Regions from separate parts of the Homo sapiens genome. Here regions 2 and 3 are each linked to region 1. A link is a contact called in ENCODE Hi-C or POLR2A ChIA-PET data. All regions are on one chromosome and are shown on one strand. The core of a region is the stretch at or near the end of the contact, and the rest is flanking DNA. Distances in the headings are between cores, read along the strand shown.

The links. Hi-C counts contacts between places; a loop is a spot of excess contacts on that map. ChIA-PET counts read pairs that join two places held with the same protein, here RNA polymerase II (POLR2A). Pooled maps may share reads with other maps.
Region 2: a pooled map shows a loop between it and region 1 (4-fold over the local background). The contact joins two enhancer-like sites. A Hi-C loop is called at or near these places in 1 of 37 single-sample maps with no recorded cell type and 2 of 50 pooled maps. POLR2A ChIA-PET finds 5 or more read pairs at or near these places in 1 of 52 experiments (HepG2).
Region 3: a loop to region 1 is called in a map with no recorded cell type, with 8 times the contacts of the local background. The contact joins two enhancer-like sites. A Hi-C loop is called at or near these places in 4 of 37 single-sample maps with no recorded cell type and 4 of 50 pooled maps.

Annotation. Positions count from the first base shown.
Region 1 is chr2:151,839,226-151,843,317 of GRCh38, reverse strand. It overlaps CACNB4 (calcium voltage-gated channel auxiliary subunit beta 4), which reads left to right. Exons shown (of 14, transcript NM_000726.5): 13 at 1,230-1,415; 14 at 3,939-4,092. Among named protein-coding and RNA genes, the nearest start is that of ARL5A, 13 kb to the right of the region's middle. Within about 2 kb of position 2,842, at least 3 of the 41 ENCODE cell types and tissues checked have a DNase peak (open chromatin) inside an H3K27ac peak, as active enhancers do.
Region 2 is chr2:152,691,830-152,695,921 of GRCh38, reverse strand. PRPF40A (pre-mRNA processing factor 40A) reads left to right here. Exons shown (of 26, transcript NM_001365597.4): 3 at 1,300-1,380; 4 at 2,854-2,884. Among named protein-coding and RNA genes, the nearest start is that of PRPF40A, 24 kb to the left of the region's middle. RefSeq lists an enhancer at 1,514-1,563. Within about 2 kb of position 1,686, at least 5 of the 41 ENCODE cell types and tissues checked have a DNase peak (open chromatin) inside an H3K27ac peak, as active enhancers do.
Region 3 is chr2:152,564,321-152,568,412 of GRCh38, reverse strand. All of the region lies in intron 6 of FMNL2 (formin like 2), which reads right to left. Among named protein-coding and RNA genes, the nearest start is that of PRPF40A, 150 kb to the left of the region's middle. RefSeq lists an enhancer at 3,256-3,345. Within about 2 kb of position 2,017, at least 3 of the 41 ENCODE cell types and tissues checked have a DNase peak (open chromatin) inside an H3K27ac peak, as active enhancers do.

The DNA of each region.
Region 1 (4,092 bases), core at 1,593-4,092:
GAAAGAAAGTTGAGATGTGCTAACACTTACCTGTGGAATGACTTTTCTCTTTGTGTGGTGCCAAAGTTTTCTGGTTTCCCTCTGAAGAGTATATGTCTGGGGTATATCCTGTCTGTGTTCCCAGCCACACTGCAATGACAGGGGGGCCACCCTGCTCCTCTGGAACAGAACAACTTCCTGAGTACAGACCAGATGTTGAACAATGGCCTTACTGTCCGAAACGTGGACAGCAGATACTTCTTTTGTGACCCCCTGCTTTCCCTAACTAAACACCCCTTGTTCTTTTTTAACCATTTCACAAAATGATCTTGTGGTAGCAGAAACCACTGCCATGTGGTTTTCTGTTATTAATCCTAAACTTTCTTTCCTTATTGTTTTATCATAAAACAGATAATGTTATTTTCACAAGCATTCTGAAAATTACCTAAGTAAATGTTATTCCCTTCAACATAGTTACCTTAGGAGAAAAAATGTTTATTCCATTGATGTGGTCATTGCCCAAAACATGTCTAGAACTCCCTTCTCAGTGCCACAAACTTGCTTCTCTCATATTCCAAAGTGTGTAGAGTGCAGCTCTATAGGAATACATGGCTAAAGATGTGAATACACGTGGGTTTTTGTCATATTTTACCTGTAACACATTTACACTTACTTCATCTTTTTCTTTCTAAATAATGAAAAATCCGGCTGGGCGCTGTGGCTCATGCCTGTAATCCCAGCACTTTGGGAGCCAAGGCAGGTGGATCACTAGGTCAAGAGTTCAAGACCAGCCTGGCCAAGATGGTGAAACCCCATCTCTTCTAAAAAAAATACAAAAAAATTAGCTGGACGCAGTGGCAGGCGCCTGTAATCCCAGCTACTTGGGAGGCTGAGGCAGGAGAATTGCTTGAACTCAGTGGACAGAGGTTGCATTGAGCCGAGATCGTGCCATTGCATTTCAGCCTGGGCAACAGAATGAGACTCCGTCTTAAAAAAAAAAAAAAAAAAAAAAAAAAAAGATCCAAATATTGAATGAACACTTTCATTTTTATATTAATGTCTACATTCGTTCATGGATAACTGTGTAACTCTTCACTTGACCCTAACTTTAGAAACTGCCCATATAGCACCTCAAATTTGATTTTAGCTAATAGCTATTAAAAATGCTATTATCTGTGTTAAGTGGAATTTTAGGTTTCATTGCCTAAAACCTAAAATGGAAGTAAAGTGGATTTTCTTGTCATCTACAGGAAATGTTTGATGTTATATTGGATGAAAATCAGCTTGAGGATGCATGTGAACATCTAGGGGAGTACCTGGAGGCGTACTGGCGTGCCACCCACACAACCAGTAGCACACCCATGACCCCGCTGCTGGGAAGGAATTTGGGCTCCACGGCACTCTCACCATATCCCACAGCAATTTCTGGGTTACAGGTATTGTCACTTTTTCACTCATGCTTTTTACAACCTTACATGTAAAATTCTATGGGAACTTGATTAGGATGGAGACTGGAGTCATCCTTAATCTGAAGAGGGAACACTATGTGCACATTATATTTAAAAATCTTAAATATTATCTAATTATGATCTATCCTAGAGAAAACTACCCAGAGACTGACAATTTCCTGAGAATTATGCTGTCTGTGAATTTACAGTGGATTTTACTTAGGTAAATTAACTCCTCCTATGTCTAAACTCTGCTGGCAAACGTAATGCCTACTCAATGCACCTGCCCATTACTTTTTTTTAGAGACATAGTCTCACTCTGTTGTTCAGGCTGGAATGCAGTGATATGATCATAGCTCACTACAGCCTCAAATTCCTGGACTCATGGGCTTATGCAGTCCTGCTGCCTCAGCCTCCCAAATAGCTGGGACTACAGGCACATACCACACACATGGATAATTAAAAAAAAAAAATTGTAGAGACAGTGTCAGTGTCTCACTTTGTTGCCCAGGATGATCTCAAACTCCTGGCTTCAAGCAATCTTCCTGCCTTGGCCTCCCAAAATGTTGAAATTACCATCATGAGCCACCACTCCTGGCCCCTCCATTACTTCTTAATGCCACTTCTTAAGGATTACACAATAGCTAAGTAAGATATATAGGTGCAGATAGGCCTTTCAGCTGCCCTTAATTAATCCTGCCGCACCCAGGTTGCTAGGCCTGCTCTCTACCTTGCACAAGACAATGTGGATATAAGTAGAGCTGCTCTGTTCAGAAACAGTAACTGATCCCTGAGTTTTCTTGGGGCTGTGCAGGTGCCCACCTTTGTAAGTGGCTGTGGCACGTGTCCTTTAGGGAAGCTGGTGACGAACACAGGATCAAGAGGTTCTCCCTTCTGCTGTTCTGGTATTGCACTCAGAGGTAGAGATAGGGAACCAGAGACCTTATGGTACAAAATGAGCCTGCCTTTCTACATCAATTATTATTTACCATTCATCAAGTAGCTGCTGGAATGTGGCCAAACCCGCAGCAAACTGAGGAACATGTAGTCAATTGAGCCCTCTTGTATCATGATGAGTTTTGTTTTAATGGATTATAATGATAGTCTTAATTGTCGATCATACAGAGTTAACTCTGAGATAAATGGCACTCTCTGAAATGCTATTATAGCTGTATTACTCTGTTACAAAATTGCATCTTTGTAAGCAGAAAAACTGTCATGCAAATGAATAGCTTTTGAAACTAGAAATGAACATGAAAAATGTACTGTGGTAATGTACAGCACATACGCATGCATTAGGACTATTTCATGCCTTGTTTCACTTCCCATGGGCTGATCTGAGTGTACATTACTATTGACTAGTGTGGATTGGCTCTGAATTGTACATTACAGAATGAGAAATAGATGCATGAAGCAATACACTTCTGTAATGTACGTAGAAATGCAATGTTGCACTTTTATATTGAATACAACAATCTTGACTCATCACTGCTAAGACATCCACCTAGAGTGGTTCTCCCTGTTTCACTAATGAGTTAATGTGTTGCCCTTTATTCTGTGGCCTATTTCTTCTCCCAGTAACAATTGACACTTCATTGTGAGGCACCTGAGGTTAAAGGCACAGTCTGTGACCTGTCAAATGAATTTCCTTCTGCCTGAATCTGAGTGTACTTTAGATGAGATGTGTCTGGGCCCATGGTTTCAGCAGGATCCTGTGCCTTAACTGATGTGACCTACCTAAACCAGTAGACACAAGTAGATAAATGTTTTCTCATAGTGGAGAAAAATGTTGAATAACATTTTCTGAGCCTTCAAATAAGTATCTTAAGATGCTAATTTCAATTAATGGTATTAGAGGAATTTCGTTTATATTGGAAGATTATTTTGCAGGACATTTTAGTTGAGGAAGCAAGATTTATAAATGTATCAATTAGCTGGCTTCATAATTATTGTATACACCCTTGGAAAGATTATTACATTTATGTAGGATGCAGAAACACTTTATTTTATGAACAGCACAAATAATAATTTTATTAAAATGTTTTTAAAAGGTATAAGGAATATTCAGTTAGATCAAGGTGAGGTGTGTTACTTTAGAAGGAGAAAGATTATATCAATTCAAGAGAGAAATAATAAATGCTATTCTGAACTTTATTTCCCAATAGTAAAATAATTTTCATTTTTGCAATAGAAATGGAATTATTAGAACTTCCTAAATATATTAAGTTCCATTTAACAGTTAGCTTTCAATTCTACATTTGTAATAGGAAGCATAGTCATTCAGCACTGTGGAATTAAACTCATAAACTATCAACACTCTGGCATCTTTTCATGTTGTGTCCCAAATAAATAAGACCAGATATTCTAAGCAGATCATTGGTGCATCAGGATGCCTTATTAAGTCAGATATTTAGCATCTTATTGTACAGATCCTATGATTTTACATACATTTACATGTTTAGATGAATGAAGCTGACATTATTTAATCAATGAACTATCTGATATTTTTAGAGTCAGCGAATGAGGCACAGCAACCACTCCACAGAGAACTCTCCAATTGAAAGACGAAGTCTAATGACCTCTGATGAAAATTATCACAATGAAAGGGCTCGGAAGAGTAGGAACCGCTTGTCTTCCAGTTCTCAGCATAGCCGAGATCATTACC
Region 2 (4,092 bases), core at 437-2,936, 850 kb before region 1:
TATGAGGATATATCTGTTGGCGGGAGATGTATGGGCTGGGAGTAAGCCTAGTTGTAGTTCTTTCTCATTTGATTGTTGTATTTTTTCTCCTTACTTTGTAAATTATTTATCTGATTCTCTTAGTCTGGATGATGGAGGCTTGCCAGTGCTTCAGTTTTCAAATTCTATACCTTAGAAAAAAATACATATTATTTGGACCATATTCCAAGTCAGCCACCACATTCTTATAGTCACAATTTTTGTCAAAAAGTTCTTGTTTAATGATGTTTAGACAGTTTATTGGTTGTTTTTAACCCATTAACTCAATGCTACTTTATTTTAATAGGTACTTTAGCCTCGTTTAGCTTCATGGGTTACTTTCACAAGGAATACAATTCAGTGTATGAATGTTCTTACATACCTTTAAAAGGCTTCAATCTATATGTTCCTGCTGGCCATATGCTTATTCTTTTCTGTTGTTTCTATTTCTCAAAATGTTCATTTACTTTGAAATTGTTTAATAACTGGTTACCTTGTTCCAATACCTGTGATTATTGTATGTAATTTTTGTCCCCTTCTGAATTTCCTTAGATCTTTTTAATGGTCATTAAAATCAAAATTGGAACGTGGGATTATACTAATATAGATGAACATTGGGTCAAATTCTTGAGAAACTTGTGTTAATTTTCAGGATTTATATTCAAACTTAGTAGAATTAATTCATAGATTTGAATGGTAGTTATTGGTAAACTAGATTGAGCTCCCAAACTAATACCTTCAGATATTTATGTATGTGCCTTAAGTTTTCTGTACATGAGAGGGGATAAATGACGTGTGACTTAAAAAGGGTTTTTTTAGATTATTTTTTAAGTCATTGTTTGGATATTAAGCACCTTTGATCTAGGATTTTGAAATGTGCCACATTGTAAAATTTATTCAGTGCATATATTAAAAATCAAAGGTGAAAAATACAGAAAAAATTTTATCTTAAATTCTCTTGCTCCAAAGAAGTGAGAAAAATATGAATGTTGTGTTATAACTAAAAGGAGATTAATGTTTTTTTAAATTCAGGCTAGAAATAACATAATAGTCCAAACTTTTAAATTTACTTGTTAAAATAATTTTGACCATATATATAAACTGTGACATAAGTATTAAAATAGATTATCGATAAAGTACTTCATTCATTCAACAAGCACTTACTAAGCATACTATTCACATGGTGTAGTGTTTAGTGGTTTTAAATCTTAAGTTATGGGATTCTTAAAGTCATATTAAGTGCTTTGGTCTTATGGTAACCTTTTTTTACTTTTATTTTAGATGCCTGGAATGATGTCGTCAGTAATGCCTGGAATGATGATGTCTCATATGTCTCAGGCTTCCATGCAGCCTGCCTTACCGGTAATCATGTGAAAATAACTATTTTCTGTGAAGTAATGTTTTGATTGATTGCTTTTATATATATGGAATAATATCTATGTATTTTATAGGCAATCATGTTAGCTGTTGAAGTGCCTCTGTAGTACTGTAATAAAATACAAGAATTACCGTGGACTTTCAGTTTCAGTTTCTTTTCTTTTCTTTGTTTTTTTGAGACAGAGTCTTGCTCTGTCACCCAGTCTGGAATGCAGTGAGTGTCATGATAACAGCTCACTACAGCCTCAACCTCGTGGGCTCAAGTAATCCTCCGACCTCAGCCTTCTGAGTAGCTGAGACCACAGGCACGTGCCACCACGCCGAGCTAATTTTTAAATTTTTTTTGTAGAGATGAGGTCTCCCTGTGTTGCCTAAGCTGGTGTCAAACTCCTGAGCTCAAATGATCCTCCTGCCTCGGCCTCCCACAGGGATGACAGGCATGAGCCACTGTGCTTGTCCTGGATTTAGTTTCTATAACTACAATGATAGACGTTTACATTTTTTCCTATATTGATATTATATGTACATCCTTAATTACTAGGTTAATTCTGTATTAAGACCAGAATACTGAAAAGTATACATTGTGAGCCAGAAGCATTTTATTGGTCTGATAACATTTAAGTTTTAAAGGGTAAACATTTACTTCACTGAACGCTAATTAAAAATTGGTATAATGTGATTTAATACTAGATTTAGGAATCAATATTTAATTGGAAATCCACGTTCTGAGACTTCAGCTGTGGCAAATTAATTAGAAAATCTATTGAACAGCCTTACCACCTCTGTCGGGTAGTATAGCAATATAAATTACTATGAAATTCAAGTTAGTTTAACTTCTTTATTCTTTATGTGGTTGTGGTTGTAATAAACAGATGTGGCATACTCCTTGGGGTGGTAAGTTTGCAGTGTCTTTCCCAAAACCCTAAGACCAGATATATTTCAAAAATTCTTTATAATACTGGAAAGTAACACATTGCATATAATATGTAAACATTTCCTGTGGGGTCCAGGGCAATGCTGTCTAACTTAATAATGTTAATATTTTTGCAGCTAAACTAAACGGATATTCACTCTGAAGTGGGATAAATGAAGATGTGGAGTTTCATGTTCATGTAGGGCAGGTTTTGCCACTATAGTGAGTTTTGGTACCATACTTGAAAAAAGTTGGCTTTCAGAGGGTTTTGGTTTCCAGAATTGTGGGTAAAGGATTGAGGACCTTGTGTACACTTGGTGACCATATAACATTTAAACTACTCCCGTAGTCTCGGTTGCTGATCTCTTTTACAATTTATAGCAAGCTCGGGGAACTGAGACCACTAAAAGTTTTGCTAAGAATATGAGTCAGAGGCTTGAGGATTATACATAGCAGGTACTGATTTCACTGTGCTTTATGAGGAACTTATATAAAATACACTTTTAAAAAGATGAATAATACTAATTTCATTTTTCTTCTTACAGCCAGGAGTAAATAGTATGGATGTAGCAGCAGGTACGTATACTCTGTATGGTGGTATGTGTTAGACCTCATTTGGACAGTAGCAGCCCTATTATGAGGAGTAAAAGCAGGATCTCTTGGACTTTATATAACCTCCTTTTTCTTTTTTCTGCAATAGGAAATTGGGATAGGATTGATAATTGAATTCTGTTTTTGTTGTTGTTTTTTTGAGACGGAGTCTCACTCTGTCACCCAGGCTGGAGTAAGTGGTGCAATCTCGGCTCACTGCAGCCTCCGCCTCCCAGGTTCAAGCGATTCTCCTACCTCAGCCTCCCAAGTAGCTGGGACTACAGGCACATGCCTGGCTAATTTTTGTATTTTTAGTAGAGACAGGGTTTCACCATATTGGCCAGGCTGGTCTCGAACTCCTGACCTCGTGATCCACCCACCTCGGTCTCCCAAAGTGCTAGGATTACAGGCATGGCCCACCACACCCAGCGATAATTGAATTCTTAGGAAATTTTTACAGTTTTAGGTCAGGAGTTCTGGACCCAATTTGGTCTGCAGATATACTTTGGCCCACACAAAGTTCTTCAATTTTGTAATTATCGCTAACATTTATAGTCTGCAGATTTTGAGTTTGAATTTATTTTGAAAAGTTGGATGATCTGACTATTCAATACTTAACAGTAGTCCTGTCAACACAGTAGGTGCTCAGAGAATATACGTTAAATGAACTCTGGTTGAGTTGATATTTGTACTCAGCAAACACTAGAATGACGTAGTGGCTCCATTCTTTAGGTGTTTAGTCTGGGCTCTCCTTGGGGTTCTAGACTACTTCAGAGTTACTTTTCTGTCATCTCCTTGGCCCTTGTATTAATAGCCATTGGAGTAAATATCAGTTCCCAATAACTGGCCATTTTGACTAGTGAGATTTTAATATATAATAGTAATGCCTCCAGTATCATGATTACATAGTTTTCCACATAAATTGATATTCCAGATGCCGAACTTTATGACACAATTATGACAATATTTTTTTTGTTATAAACAGTATTGGTCGAAAGGTGTTGAAAATGTACTGTGTGCCTTTCTGTGGGTTCAAATGGGACTAAATTGATTTTTTTAAGATGTTTCACAGATTTCATTATTTAAAATGTTCTTAAATACCTAATACAATTATTTTCTTTTATTTAGATATCCAGAGCTGGGTACTGTTACCCTCAGTAATCTTGGAAAATTACATAATTTTTTTTTTTTAG
Region 3 (4,092 bases), core at 768-3,267, 730 kb before region 1:
TAAAACCCTGCTCTACTAAAAATACAAAAATTAGCTGGGTGTGGTGGTGAGTGCTTGTAATCCTAGCTACTTGGGAGGGTGAGGCAAAAGAATTGCTTGAACCTGGGAGGTGGAGGTTGCAGTGAGCCGAGATCACGCCACTACATCCCAGCCTGGGTGACACAGTGAGACTCCGTCTCAAAAAAAAAAAAAAACCCACCAAAATGGAAGCCGTTGCTCACCCAGTAATGTCCTGAAGTAACTGTGATCACCCATCTATTGTCTCAACAATATACACTTATTTCTAGACATTTAGACTTATTCTAGTATGTGAGTTGTGTATATGTCTGTCTTTCTCCTTGAGCTTCAATACCCAGACTACATAATACCGCAGAACCTTGAAAGAATGTTTCCTGAATTGAACTAACCAGGCTTTCCTGGAGTCTAGCAAAAAGGTTTTCCACAAGCCTTCTATGGAGCTTCCATGCCAACATTTGTGAGATTCATAATATCTAAGCCCTAATGGGAACAAGTAAAAGAAAAGCTATATTTTCTCGCTGACAAAAAGCATTTTTGTAAGGAAAATGCAGTCTGTCACACTATTCAGATCTCAAACTAATATCTACCTATAAATAAAGAATAGTATAGAACTCCCTCGGAAGCTGACATAAGGGTTCAACCCACTGAAATGCAACACCAATGAGGTATGTTACAGAATTTGGCAGAATTGTACCAGTCTTTTATGGTTCCAAGGTCTGGGCTAATAGAACTTTAACCAAGATTTGGGGTTTTAGGTTTCCTCTTTCTTATCCTTCAGACATGACATCACTTGGGCATATTTTTTCTATCAATTAAACTCATAAAATATATGATGCTAAAAAAAGGGGCCAGGCAGTTTTCTGACTGTCTCTACAGCCAAAAGAAATAGAGCTGAAACAGCTGAATCCAGATAATTCAAAGGAGAGGTAGAGGGATCAAGAAGAGAAAGAGGGAAAGAAAGAAAAAAGTAAACAAAATTCCTAATGAACTTTTAAATCAGGCATTGAAACGCTGTCTATACGTCCCATTAGAGGACCAGATAAGAGCTAGATCAGAGCCTCTAATCAAAGGTTTCAGTGCATACTTTTTGAATGGAGCAAATGAAAGGGGAGGCTGGCAACCCATCATATGAATGGAGAGTCACTATTAGCCTGATTTTTCTTATTTTTCATTATATTCCATTTGTCAAAGGCATTTGCTATTGGGGGGGCTAATTAATCAGGACATAGCCCCATGTGAAATGTGTCCAAGGAAACCATCTCACTCCTGTGACCTTTAAATGGAAATATTTCTATGTTCTTCCCATATTATCCCCTCTTTTCAAAAACCAACAAAATCACTGCCAATGAGCTGCAGTGACAATTTCACAGACTAACCTTCAGAATAGTACATAAACTGTCTCTAAACGACTTGCAGCCAGGCTCATCTCTTCACTGTCTCCTAAAGGAAGCATGCGGTCTTACCACTGAACCTCCGCTCAGATCACTCTCCTGACTTCTCCCTTTTCCCAGCCACCCCTCTGGGTCTTACTCATTGTTGTTTCACATCCACACCAAGTCTCGTGAATCACTCCCTAGGTTCTGCTGTTTACTCTCACCTCTACATTTCCGTATTGTTAGAGTTTGTTACACTCACATGACATTTCATATATGTGCTCATGTACACAAACATGTGTACACACAAACATATATATACTTAAGTCCCTTGTCAGCCACAAATCATATACAAATATATTATTTAATATATCTTTCTGTATCCTTAACCCTTGGCAAGGCACCCTTTACAAACTAAGTCCATAATCAGTCTTGCCCATGAAGGCACTGGACCACAGCTACAAGAATTTGCTGAGGCCTCTTCAGTGTTTTTTCCAATCCTTGATAAGCCACTTCAATTCAGATCCTGCCTCCTTCACTTACTGTTCGACCCAAGGCAAGTTGTTTCACTACTACTTCAGGCCCCAGTTTCCTCACAGTGGTATAACAGTAGCAATCTCACAGAGGCAGTAAACTGTGAACAGCAAATCCCCCGAGGCCCTTAGTACAGTGGCTGCCACACAACAGACATTTAAGAAAAGGCTTTCTCACCAATAAAAATTACATCAACGCTATCTGTATCTTTGTACCACTGAAAAATACTTTTAATAATTACTTCTATGAAAACCATCGCCAGGAATGGGACTGCAGTGTTAAAAATATATAAACAAGGACCTACATTTGAATTCTTCATCTCTTCACGTAAATCCACTAAGGATACAAGTGGTAAATATTCAGATAAGGACTATTCATGAAATGCCATTCCATTAAAGTAATTATCTTGGCTAGGCATGGTGGCTCATGCTTGTAATCCCAGCACTTTGAGAAGCTGAGCAGGAGGACTGTTTGAGCCCAGGAGTTCGAGAGCAGCCTGGGCAACATAGTGAGACCGTCTCTCTACAGAAAAAATTAAAAATTAGGCAGGCGTGGTGGCACACACCTGTAGGCCCAACTACTTGGGATGCTGAAGGGGGACGATTTCTTGAGCCCAGGAGGTTGAGGCTGTAGTGAGCTATGATCGTGCCACTGCACTCCAGCCTGGGCAACAGAACAAGACCCCATCTCAAAAAATCATCGTCATCATCATCATCATCATAAGAAAAACAAACTCTTACTCTGGAGGAGTGTAGAAGAAATATTAATGGTAGTTAATGTATTAAAGGCAATGTGGACCTTGGTGTTGTTTTTAAAGAAAAGATATTATTTGAAAATAAACCGTTGCAATGGGAATATGTAAACTATGGGCATATTCAGGAAAGTAAAAGAAGACAAAAAAATTTTAAGGAAAAAATGAGCGGGATTATATAATTATTTTGAAAAGATCATCCTTGGTTACAAAGATCAATAGCAAGGGTGAATCTTGGTTTCTGTCTTATGACTCTCTCTCCACTGGACAGCTCTCCACCTCCATCACAAAGCACCTGTTCCTGAAAGGACAGGTTCTTCTCTCATTCCCTAGCACACCTGATCTTTATATAGGGCTGTGCTCAACTCATGTTCTTTCACTTCCCCTCCACCTGGAGCAACCTTTCCTTACCCTGAGGACCAACTCTGGACATTGCCTAAAGTCCAGTTTAAATTTGTCCCTTCCTCCAAACCCTAAGTTAGTACTCCACCTCTTTCTTTAAAAACTCATTTACTTGCTATGTCATTTCTTACTCGAGTTAATAGCATTAACTTGGACCTTCTTAAAAATCAGAAAGTATTTTCTCTTGCATCTGAAATAACACAGCCTTTGTCTTCATAGATCTGATGTGCACATATGTGCCTATATGGCATTGTTAAATTTAGCTAGCTCTGTAGCCGCACTGACAGAAACCTATCTTAACCGAAGGCACACCACATTCTAATTTTAGAAGACAATACAAACCAGGTCTCTACTGCATCAATAGCAACAGTTTCCCTCTAGCCAAGCTGACAAATACATGGTAATACAGAATCCCATAGCTGATATGACTCAAGGGGTATGTTATGACATAAAATGTTTAACAATCAATTTTGAATAATTAAAAAGTAAAGTATGACTACAAGGAGGAAAATGTGTGTCAACATTAGAATTTGGTTAAAAAAAAAAAAAAAAAAAAAACCAACCTTGTATTTTAGAACGCAGTGTTTGTCTTTTTTTTTCTTGAGATTGAGTCTTGCTCTGTCACCCAGGCTGGAGTGCAGTGGCATGATCTCAGCTCACTGCAACCTCTGCCTCCCAGGTTCAAGCAATTCTCATGCCTCAGCCTCTCAAGTAGCTGTGATTACAGGTGTGCACCACCACACCCAGCTAGTTTTTGTTGTTGGTGTTGTTTTTTAGTAGAGACAGAGTTTCACCATGTTGGCCAGGCTGGTCTCGAACTCCTGACTTCAAGTGATCCTCCCACCTTTGTCTCCCAAAGTGCTGGGATTATAGGCATGAGCCACTGTGCCCAGCTGAACACAGTGTTTTTCATTTTTTTCTTTAATCATGCCCATTTACAATGTGTTTTAAATTTCCTGAAATCTCATTTTTTTTCTTCCAAGATTAACCAATCCTTTTGCCAAGTGGTATCAG